2 separate regions of the Homo sapiens genome follow, and region 1 is linked to region 2. A link is an interaction called in ENCODE POLR2A ChIA-PET data of the cell type or tissue named here. Cell type or tissue: MCF 10A. All regions are shown on one strand. Each heading gives the region's core, and the rest is flanking DNA. Links, peaks and the distances in the headings are about the cores only. Region 1 has its middle 180 kb from the start of MAFB. Region 2 overlaps LOC102724968 (a long non-coding RNA gene).

The links. ChIA-PET counts read pairs that join two places held together with the same protein. Peaks named below come from ENCODE experiments on the same cell type or tissue, not always from the same donor. Only the 100,000 strongest peaks of a DNase experiment are listed, where the experiment ranks them.
Region 1: POLR2A ChIA-PET joins it to region 2 with 5 read pairs; 1 of 35 experiments calls an interaction of 5 or more read pairs at or near these places.

Annotation. Positions count from the first base shown.
Region 1 is chr20:40,508,939-40,514,316 of GRCh38, forward strand. No RefSeq gene overlaps it. Among named protein-coding and RNA genes, the nearest start is that of MAFB, 180 kb to the right of the region's middle. In MCF 10A, for the core only: no CTCF peak of the experiment used is centred there; a DNase peak (open chromatin) is centred at 2,703.
Region 2 is chr20:40,626,484-40,631,861 of GRCh38, forward strand. All of the region lies in intron 3 of LOC102724968 (a long non-coding RNA gene), which reads right to left. Among named protein-coding and RNA genes, the nearest start is that of MAFB, 60 kb to the right of the region's middle. In MCF 10A, for the core only: no CTCF peak of the experiment used is centred there; DNase peaks (open chromatin) are centred at 2,588 and 5,008.

The DNA of each region.
Region 1 (5,378 bases), core at 90-5,089, 120 kb before region 2:
CATTCTTTGACTTAAAGTCACAGTTTCTGAGAACTTATCAACAATGTTAAATGAAGACTTATCATACTTAAAAAATATGTGACTCACCTTCTGAGTCTACAGGCTATATTTCTTTCTACTGGGTCCCCAGCCTTTAGCCCAGAGTAGATCTCAGTATTATCTTAATGGATGAATAAATGAAGGAGTAGCTTTACTCCTCTTCCCTTACCCTGTGACCTTGTGGTCTCACTCCTCACATCTCTCCCTGAGGCTTTCCCTTTGTCATCAGAGCTGAGGAGACAGCCTTGAAAAGTTCATACCTTCAGGAGACAAGGCGGCTGTCTGAAAGTCACTGGGGCTTCAGAATCAGCCATGCCTGATTTCAAAGCCCATTCAGCCACTTGGATTCTGACATGTCACTTTTGTCCACTGAGACTGTTTCCTCATCTGTAAAATGGAGCAGCAGCCCCTGTCTTGCAGGATTGTGTAAGGCATGAGCACAGGCCCTAGCCCAGTCAGCTACCTATTGTGGGTGTTCAATGCTGGAGGAAGCCCCAGAGACACCCCCTTCTCATCATCACCATACTGTGATCTGAAGCAGGTTTCCATGCTTATGATAATACAATGTTAACACTCCCCATGTATTCAGATCTTTGCCTTGAATCTAGGAGGTGAGTTCAGCTCTAGCATCTGATGGAACCAACCAGTAGCCACCAGATGCAGATGCTAAGGGCCAACATGGGATGAGAAATGGTATTTCCAGATCCCTGGAAGAAAAGTTGGTCATAAGAGGAGATGGAGGGGTATTTCCTGAGCTCCAGCTTCAGGAATCAGTAAGGGAGGCTGGGGGAACATTCTGCAGCCTTTGCAAGGGGCACATATGTAGTTTCAGAGCTGGGACCATGATCAAGAAGTCAGGAACACCCCAGAACTTCATACACTGCTCCTTTTGTTTCTTTCTTACCCATGGATGTGGACCTATGCCTTAAATCAGCATTGTTTCTGGACTTCATCATTTGTCAAGTATTCACTAATGCCAGGTCCCCGACAGGTACTAGAGATTCCCTGGTGGGCAAGGCAGACATGGCCCCTGCCCTCCCAAAGCTGCCAGGCCAGTGTCTTGGCCTTAGCAGCAGCAAGGAAAGGGAGCTAGAGGGCTGGTGGCCTGCTTTGCCAGGTCTGGGTAATAGGAGGCCTTCTCGACAAAGAGGTGCTAAGGGATATTCCAGGGGAGCAAGAAGTAGCCTGCAGTCTGATCTTGACAAACAAGCAGCCAACCTGCTATGGGTCAGGAGGTGTCTGCTCTCTAGCCCTCGGCAGGGTCGTCTGGACAGCTCTCAGCCTTTCACCCTTCTCCAGTTAAGGGAGCAAAAGCAGTTAGTCTCCTGAAGTCAAAAATTGTAATTAATGAATTACCATACAACAGAACTGTTCTTATTTTATTTTATTTTGACAGGGTCTCACTCTGTCACCCAGCAGGAATGTAGTGGCATGATCACTGCTCACTGCAGCCTTGGCCTCCCAAGCTCAGGCGATCTTCCCACCTCAGCCTCCCATGTAGCTGGGACCACAAGAACCCACTACCACATCCATCTAATTTTTTGTATTTTTTTGTAGAGGTGGGTTTTCTCCATATTGCCCAGGCTTGTCTCAAACTCCTGGCCTCAAGCAATCCTCTCACCTCAGCCTCCCGAAGTGCTAGAATTGCAGGTGTGAGCCACCATTCCCCGTCTTGTTCTGTTTCTATATTGTGTCCCTAGGATCTAGCACAGTGACTACCGTAAGAAATACTTGGAGGAAAGAAAAAAAGAAAGGAGGAAGGGAAAAGAGAAGGAGGGAGAAAGGGAGGGAGGGAGAGAAGGAGGGAGGGAGGAGAAAGGAAGGGAGGAAAGAAGAAAGGAAGAGAAAGGGAAGGAAGGGAGGAAGAGAGGAGAAGCAGGGAGGAAAGAAGGAGGAAGGAAGGGAAAGAGGAAGGGAGGGAGGGAGGAGGAAAGGAAGAGAGCGAGGGATTCTGTGAATGTCCTACATTCATTCACTCACTGATTTATTTACCCAACTTTCACTGGCCACTTCTCATGTACTAGACTATAGAGATATCAACAAAGCAGGGGTAGTCCCTGCCATCATGAGTCTGCGTTCTGGCGCCTGCAGGGAGAGCACACTGAAAGCAGCATCTTTTTGTGCCTCCTGTAGAACAGCAGCCCCAAAAAATGCTGAGCCAAATGCTCCACTGTCAAACAAGCTTGAATCTGCGCGCCCCTGCTTCCCTTCTTGGATTGACACATCAGAATATCAAAGATTCTGAGAAGTTTTGCAATAAAAAATGCATAATTAACCAGGTCTGTTCCAAACTTTTTCAGCCTGAAACCTGCTTTTTCTCAGATTGACATCCCAGGATCTTAAAGGAATCAGGCGAGATCGCCTCCCTCTTGGCCCAGGGTGTGAGCCTCCCTGTCCTGTTAGGCCAAGTTTCTCCTCACCCAGAGCTTATTCCCGACAGCACGCCCTGTGGAGGGGCCCTGCCGCCACAATTTCCGAAGCCTGGGTTTCTTGGCACCTAAGGGACTGCTGCCCTGACAGTGCTCCAGCAAACCATGCCTGTGCCATCTTGCCCCCACATGTGCTGGAGTCATGGAGATACCTCCTGTTGTTCTATCCCTGAGACTTGAGGACAGGAAGAAGCAGCAGGAGAAACCACAAGGGGCCGGACTCTGATTGGAACAGCAGGAGGGCTGGAGGCCTGGCCTGACCTGCAGGCCTGCACGATGATGCCAGAGCCCCAGGTTTTGGCAGAGCCTGAATCCTGCTTGCCAAGGGAATTTGGAAACTGCCAAACCCCTGTGCAGATGAAGACAAATATCAGCCTCGTGTTTCTGATTCACTTAGGCTCAGCTCATCAAAGTGCTATTTGGTGAAAGCTGCTTACATCTCAACAAGTCAAAGGACCTCCTGTGGAATTGTGATTTAGCTTTGTCCAAAGATCTCTTGGCCACGGCGGAAGGATTCAAGTCATGCCTCTCCCACTTCAGGAAGAACTGTAGCCACTAGATATGCTTTGAGAAATGTACTTCACTTTTCTGAGCCTCGGTTTCCTCAATTATAAACTGGGAGGTGGTACCAACCTGGAAGAATTCCTGTGAAGATTAAATAATTGAATGCATTATTTAAACCCCTAACACTTCATTAGTGCTGTATAAAATGGTGTATATTATTAATAATAGTATTATGATTATTATCAGCATCTGCACCACCACCTTTATATGAGTCAGTGAATCTGCAGTTATTAAGTCTGAAATGTTGCATAGGCTATTGAGATAGACTGTCATAGCCATGACCCACAATGACACCCCCTTCTCAGAATCCATGCCCTTCTGTAGTCTCCTCCCCAACAGTGACCCTAGACTTGGACGTGTGACTTGTTTTGGCCAATGAGACATCTGCCCTGAGACTGCTTTGCCTATAGGAAGGTTAGGGTGACCCATGCCTTGGAGAGAGGCCCAGAAATCCCCAGCCATCCCAGCTGAATCCAGGTCCCAACTGAAGAGAACCATATGATGAACCCAGAGGAAACCGGCAGAAAACCCGCCCAGCCTAATAAGTTGCTGTCCTATGCCACTAAGTTTTGGGGCTGTATTGTGCACAGCGCAAATACCTGGTATGACTATTTAGTTTACAGCTGGTCCATCTTCTTACCCATTCATCTCTTCCTTTGCTAGTCACAGGACTTTTTCTTGTTCAACTAGACTCCTCAGATGGGAGAAATGTAGAGCCCGGAGGCTGGTTGGAAGAAATTATATGTTTATTATCTTAATTCGAATCAGCCACCACCCCAGGCCACCTCAAATAGACTCACAGATTACAGATGAACCTGCCCCTCAATGCAATTAGCACGCCCTTCTCAGGACAGCTGGCCACTTAGAGCCCTGTGGCTGCCATTAGAACCAAAATACAAGTGAATTCAAAGTGATTCCAGACACTCCATGAATACAGGCTACTTACTGGGAAGGAACACCAGTCTGAAAATCTGAAAGAGGAAAAGTGAAATGCATTCGAAAAAAAAAACTAACTACAGTTTTATTGTTCCACAACACATACTGTAACTCACACTAAACACTGAAATGTTACCACCAACTGGTCCCTGGGTGGCTCTGATGAGTGAAGTGGCTTGGTTTGCAATTGGCATATTAATTGTTTGAATGCAAACAAGTTCCTCTAAAGTATCTGAAGCTGTTCGGTGAAGAGTTGATTCTCTTAAACACTTCAATATTAATACTGCAAACATTTACCCTGTGGGTGGGAGCAATGACTCAGGGAAATAAATCTCACATCTTTGCCTTCAGCCAGGTCTTCCTCCAAGACTTCAGATCTATAGTAACCACGTGTTTATGGAAAGCAGCCCCTGGAATGGATTTAACAGTGATAGCTTGCGTGTGCCAATCGCTGTGCTAACCACTACTCATTTAATTCTCACCACCACTCTATGAGACAGGCATTGCTTGTCTCCCCACTTTACAGAGGAAGGAAAGGCAGCTCAGAGGGGTTAAGTGACTCGTTCAAGGTTATGAAGTTGTGTGACTCCAAGTTCCACACTGTGACTTCCCCCAGCCCCACTCTGCCTCCCCATCTTGCCTCCTGTGTTTCTTTTTTCAGTGCCTATGTCCATTGTAGGTCCATCCATAGGTCCAAGCCACACACCTTCCAAAAGACCTCTTGAAAATCTCTCAAACATGGCCACTCTCTGCACCCACTGTGCCATGATTGCCATCCCAGATAATCACAATGTCCCCTAACTGGTCTCTCTCCCTCCATGTTGTCTTCCTCCAATTCATTCTCTTAACCACAGCTGGAGTCTGTCTACCCCAAGCCTGAGCTCCGGAGCTTAAACCCCACACGGCAGAAGGAGCAGAATTTTCCAAAGATAGTCAGGAGGGTAGCTGGGTGCAATGTTGGAAAAATGGGGATGTGTAGGCAGGGACAGAAACCGAGGGAGGAAAGCAAGGTTCAGAAAGGAAGAGGTGTCTGTAGAGATCACTTTCCATATGCAGGAAAAGCACAAGAGAAAGTCGAGGTTAATCATCTCTCCAATCTTTGTTCCTTCTCTGCAATAATTTACCTCTGAGATTGGCCTGACTCTCTAATAAAGAACTTTGAAGTGTGCAGAAAAAATCCGCACACAAAAACCGTGGTGAAAAAGGCCCTGCAGAATCTGGACCCTACAGGCTAGAGGATTCCCAGCCAGATTCTTACACATACACCCTCCTTTAAAAACACCTCTATATCCATATAAAAGTCCCCAAATACCCCATGCTCTCTTCCACCTTGGGGCCTTTGCACAGGCAGTTTCCAGAATCCACAGTTCTCTTCTTTCTCATGAGTCCCTCTACTAGCCAATTCCTACT
Region 2 (5,378 bases), core at 320-5,319:
ACCATAACAGTGCTATAATGAATAAGCTTGAATGTATCTTTATATCATTCATATCTCTGATATTTCCTTAGCAATAAATTCTGAGAAGCAGAATTAACTGGTCAAGGGATATGTATCTTTTAAGATTCTTTTACATCTGTTGAGAAATTCAGGAGGTAGACTCCCAACATTAGGAATAAAATTTCATTTTTCCCCATACCATGGCAAGAACTAGGGATTATCTTTTTTTTAATATATTTGTCTATTTGATGGGTGAAAATGATATCTTTTTACTTAATTTTTATTTTTTTCACCATTTCAACAATTATTTAAATTATTTCAAAAAAAAAAAGTATTTTAAAACAAGGAGAGCCTTCTGCCCTGCTGACTGGATATTTGAAATGTTCACAGAGCCCTCGGGAGTTTTGGTTCTTCATTCAAACTTTCAATTCCATAGAGTTTCTCTATCACATCTCAACTGACTTTTGTCATGCTCTCCATATATGTAGTTTTTTAAGATTGCCAACTCTATATTAGTTGCCTACAGCTTCCACAACAACTTACCCCAAAGTTGGTGGCTTAAAACAACAGAATTTTATTCTCTCATAATTCTGGAGGCCAGCAGTCCAAAATCAAGGTGCCAGCAAAGTTATGCTTCCTCCAAAGGTTCTAGTGTAGGATCCTGCCTTGGCTCTTCCAACTTCTGATGGCTCCTAACATTCCTTGGCTGGTGGCAGCATCATCCCAATGTCTGCCTCTGTCTTTACATGACCTTCTTCCTTGGGTCTCTTTGCATCTTCTCCTTTTCTGTCCCTTAGAAGGACACTTGTCATTGGATTTAGGGCCCACCCTAATCCAGGATGATCTCACCTCAAGCTCCTTACCTTAATTATAGCTGCAAACATCTCATTTCCAAATAAGGTCACATTCACAGGTTCCAGGGGCTAGGACTGGACATATCCCTTAGGGAACAGTTTTCAGTCCATTATGCCTCCAGAGCCCGGCTCCTTTGAAGTTCCCCATGGAGTCAGTTCACTTCCATTCCATTAGCTGAATGGTGAGTGCTACTGCCCCCACTATTTGGTTTCTCTTGACACATGAGAAAGCAAATAGTAATGGCTACAACTAAATAAAGGAATTGTTTGTCTTGTTTCTATAATGTCATGTGAAGAGTTTCACTTTTTTTTCATATACAATGAACATTTGTTGCAATGCATAGGACAGTCTACTGACTTAGGGTGAGCAGGGGGGCAGAGAGGAGCAGGTGTCACATGTTGAACACACAATGCCCCCATCAAAAACCTCCGTTAAAAAACTCAGATTCTATGAGGGAAAGAATGACAAAAATAAAACGATTTCAATATAAACTGAACATTGATGAGAAATATAAGCCAAACATCCTAGGGCATCTAAGAAAGGAGTGTGCTATTCTGCCTGAGAAAAGCCAGGAGGGAGGAGACACTGGACGTGGACAAGGAGGGATGATCATTGATCCATCCAGTGGCTCAGGAGGGAAGGGCATTCCAGGCAGAGGGAACAGTGTGTTCTAGGCATAGACTCAGAAGTGTGCATGGGAAGTTTATTGAGGAGGTGGGATGTCCAACATACCCAGAGTGCAAAGCAGCAGTAGGGCCATACGCAGAGTATCCCAATTAGAAAGTCTTATTGAAAGAAAATAAGATAAATTTGTGAATAACACAAAATGAGGTACAGTTCCGAGTCCCCCACCAAAATGCCGATCTCTCCCTCAGTAAAGGCCAGACATAAAAGGGTACTGCATGATTCCATTTAAGTGACGTTTCTAGAACAATCCAAATCTATAGTGATTAAAAAAAAAAAAAAAAGCAAGTTAGTGCTTGTCTGGGGCAAAGTGTGCAGGGAGGTTGCGTGTAAAGAGACAGGAAGGAGTGGTCCGGGTGACAGAAATGTTCTATGCTTTGATTGCAGTGATGGTTACCCAAGTATATACATTTGTCAAAACTCACAAACAGTCCCCTTAGGTGTGTGGATTTCATTGTATATTTATACCTCAATAAAGATGATTTTTAAAAATGTAGGAGCAAAAGGGAATATTCACTTAGAATGAGAAAAGAAATTACAACTAATTATAAATTTTGTCAATAAAAAGCTGAATAGTACCAGAAACATCTCAGCCATTCAGAAAAATAGCCATTTTGTGCATTAATGAACTGCCGACCTACTTTGATAACATTGTTTTTCCTACTTGTTTTGGCTTCATTCTCTTTGTCTCTTCCCATGTCAGTAGTAGTATAACAAGTTTTATAATATTAATGGTTGATCAGTTTGACTTTTATTACTGATAATTTAGAAAATGTCTCTCCACTTCCTAACTCTTTGTTCATATCCTTTGTATTTTTTAAGGATTGTCACAAAGTTTGGCAAAACCTCCATGAATTTTTTTCGTATTTGAGCTCTGGAACTTGTAAGGATTGTCCACAGACTAGCTTCCAGCTCTGTACATTTCAAACTTGGTTTCTCCGCCATACTTTGGGCACCACAGAACACGTTCACGTCGTGAAACAGCCTCTGGCCCCAAACCTTCACTTGGCAACATTCACACATCACATGTGAGTCGGCACAGTAGGTGGTACCAGTGTCCTTGGAAGCAGATTTCGACACTGGGATGATTAGCAATTACTTACCCGTATATGGAAGCGACTGCAAATCACACAGCTATAAGCCCAAACTAAGTGTATCCCCAACTCAGTATCTTCTTAGCCAGATTCCCAAAGTCCTTGGGACCGCTCTAACAGTACAGAAGAGACAGAGGAATGGTACAAATATCAGAGAAGAAGAGAGAGTGGCCTTAACCTATATCAGTTTAAATATCTTATTTTCACAAATTTGGCAGAACCACATGGCCATGGGAATACATTGCTAGGACTGCTAGCAAGGACTCTAAAGCTGAAAAACCTCAGGGGCTGCTCAGTGAGGCTGCCTCAGGGCAGTGGCTGCCGTGGGTAGTTTTGGGAAAGTGGTCGGGACCAGATTTGGAGAGCTTTCAGTCAGGTGCTGAAATACAGCCTTTAACCTCCAGGCAGAGGGGCTTTTCCTTTAACGAAGAGAACAGAATCACTTTGTGTTGGTGGGGGAACTCTGGCAGCCATGGAAAGGGTTGCTTCAGGGTTTACTGTTTGTTTGTTTTAGTTTCTTCTTTTAACTCACAGCATTTCTTATGCAACCCCCCTCAAAATAAAAATACCTTTTCTATTTAAGTGTCTTTAAATTAAGAAAACTGTATTAAATACATTAAAGATAATTTTGAAAAAAGCCCAGAACTCCCCCCTACCGCGGCCAACCAATTTCACCAAGCTAAACTTGTTTAAGTCACTTAATTATCTAAGTGAACAAAGTGGTTCAGAACATACACTGCAAAGTAAAATTCCTCACTTCAAAATTTGGCACCACCGCTTCCTAACTCTGTGACTCTAGGCAAATTATCTAAGCTCTGCAACCTCAGTTTCCTCATCTGTAAAACAGAAAAAACAATAGAAGCTAAGTGTAGAGTCACTGTGCAGATGAAATGAGCTGATTCACTGGGAGCACAGGGCACCATTTCTGACTCAATCAATGTTAGCAGTGATGAATATTTCTGTCTACCCCTTCCCCAGGCAGATATGTTTTATTGAGTCTCCACCTCTGCAGGCTCTTTTTCATGATTCTTTATCATTATGCCAACCATTAAAATATTCAGGGCCAAGCGAAACATTTCAACTAAAAACAGCTAGTTGAATGCGTTGTGTGGCCCGTTTCCTGAGAGCACTTGAGGGGAGTCGTAGGGTGTCGGAGAAATTAGTCACTGAGAAGGGACACAGAAAGAGGGAAGCCAAGACAAACTGTGTTAGTCAGGACTCTTTGGGTTTCAATAGAAAAAAGCCCAACTCAAACATATTTAAGAATAAAAAGGCAAGATTGGCAGAGCATGGAGGCTCACGACTGCAATCCCGCACTTTGGGAGGCCAAGGCAGGCAGATCCCTTGAGGTCAGGAGATTGAGACCAGCCTGCCCAACATAGCTAAACCCTGTTTCTACTAAAAACACAAAAATTAGCTAGGCATGGTGGAGGGCGCCTGTAGTCCCAGCTACTCGGGAGGCTGAGGCAGGAGAATTGCTTGAATCCCAGAGGCAGAGGTTGCAGTGAGCTGAGATCGCACGACTGCACTCCAGCCTGGGCCACAGAATGAGACTCTGTTTCAAAAAAAATTTTTTTAAAGACAGTATTGTCCCCTACGACAGAAGGGAAATGGGGTAATGGTACTGCATGCTTATCTGGATCAAGGAGCTCAAATAATATTGTCAGGCATCTCCACTTTCTCTCAGCTTTGTGTCCCTCTGTACATTTCCTCATTTTCTCCTCTAGCTATCGTGATGCAGAGGGCAGTGGGCATGTCCCCAGACAACCCCAGGCTGACATCATTGCTGTTTAGCATCAACCAAGGGAAGAGCTCGTCAGCTTGCCTCATGTGGCCACAGATGGTAGGATATTGTCCTTGGCAACCTCACCAGAACCCTAAGAAGGGAAGGGTGAGGTGATATTCCCAAGAGAAAGGGTGAAGGGATGCAAAACAGACAGAGAGATGCCACTTGACAAGGGTTCTCATGGCCAAGGTCAGCCATTGCATCTTCAATCACAATTTCCATTTCAAGACTCATTTCCCACCCACAGGGTGTGGGCTTCTTGGAGGCCTCAAATGGTGGGAGTCTGTCACCCACATGGACTCTGCAGCAAGCCGCCACCTGCTTCTTCATAAGAGGCAAACTCGCTCAGAGGCCTGGGCTGCGGCTGTGGGCGCCCAGTCAGGCACTGGGCATTCTTGGGCCTGGGCAGTTGCTGAGTCAAAGGGCCGAGGGCCAAGGCACGGGCTGCCCTATCCTGCTCCCCTCAGATGGGTGGTACTGAATGTTCTCCAGGCGATGCAGGGCTGCTGTGCTACTTTAATTGGAGACGGTGATGGTGAAACCTTCAGGGGAAATTCAGGTGCCAAATGCCTCTCCTAGAGGCGCATTAAAAGTGTCTAGTAGTTGACCAACCCAAATAGCAGGCATCTCTGGGGAATTTCCCAGCAGGGGCCTCGCCCTATCACCTCCTCCCACCTCCCAGCACAGGAGAAAGAATCCTGCCATCCAGACACACCTGGCTCTGCCTCCGCCCCTTCCAACCTGCAGATTCTTAAGCAATTTTCTTCACCTCTCTAGGCCTCAATTTCCTTATTCATAAAATAGGAATTATACTATTTTGTCTGGAATAATAAGATAATGGCCATAGATCTATTTGAATTGTTTATTTTTACTTAAGTCAGTTTTGGCAAATTATATTTTTCCTAGAAGCATTCCCTTCATAAAGATGTCCAATGTTTTGGTGACCAGGCACAGTGGCT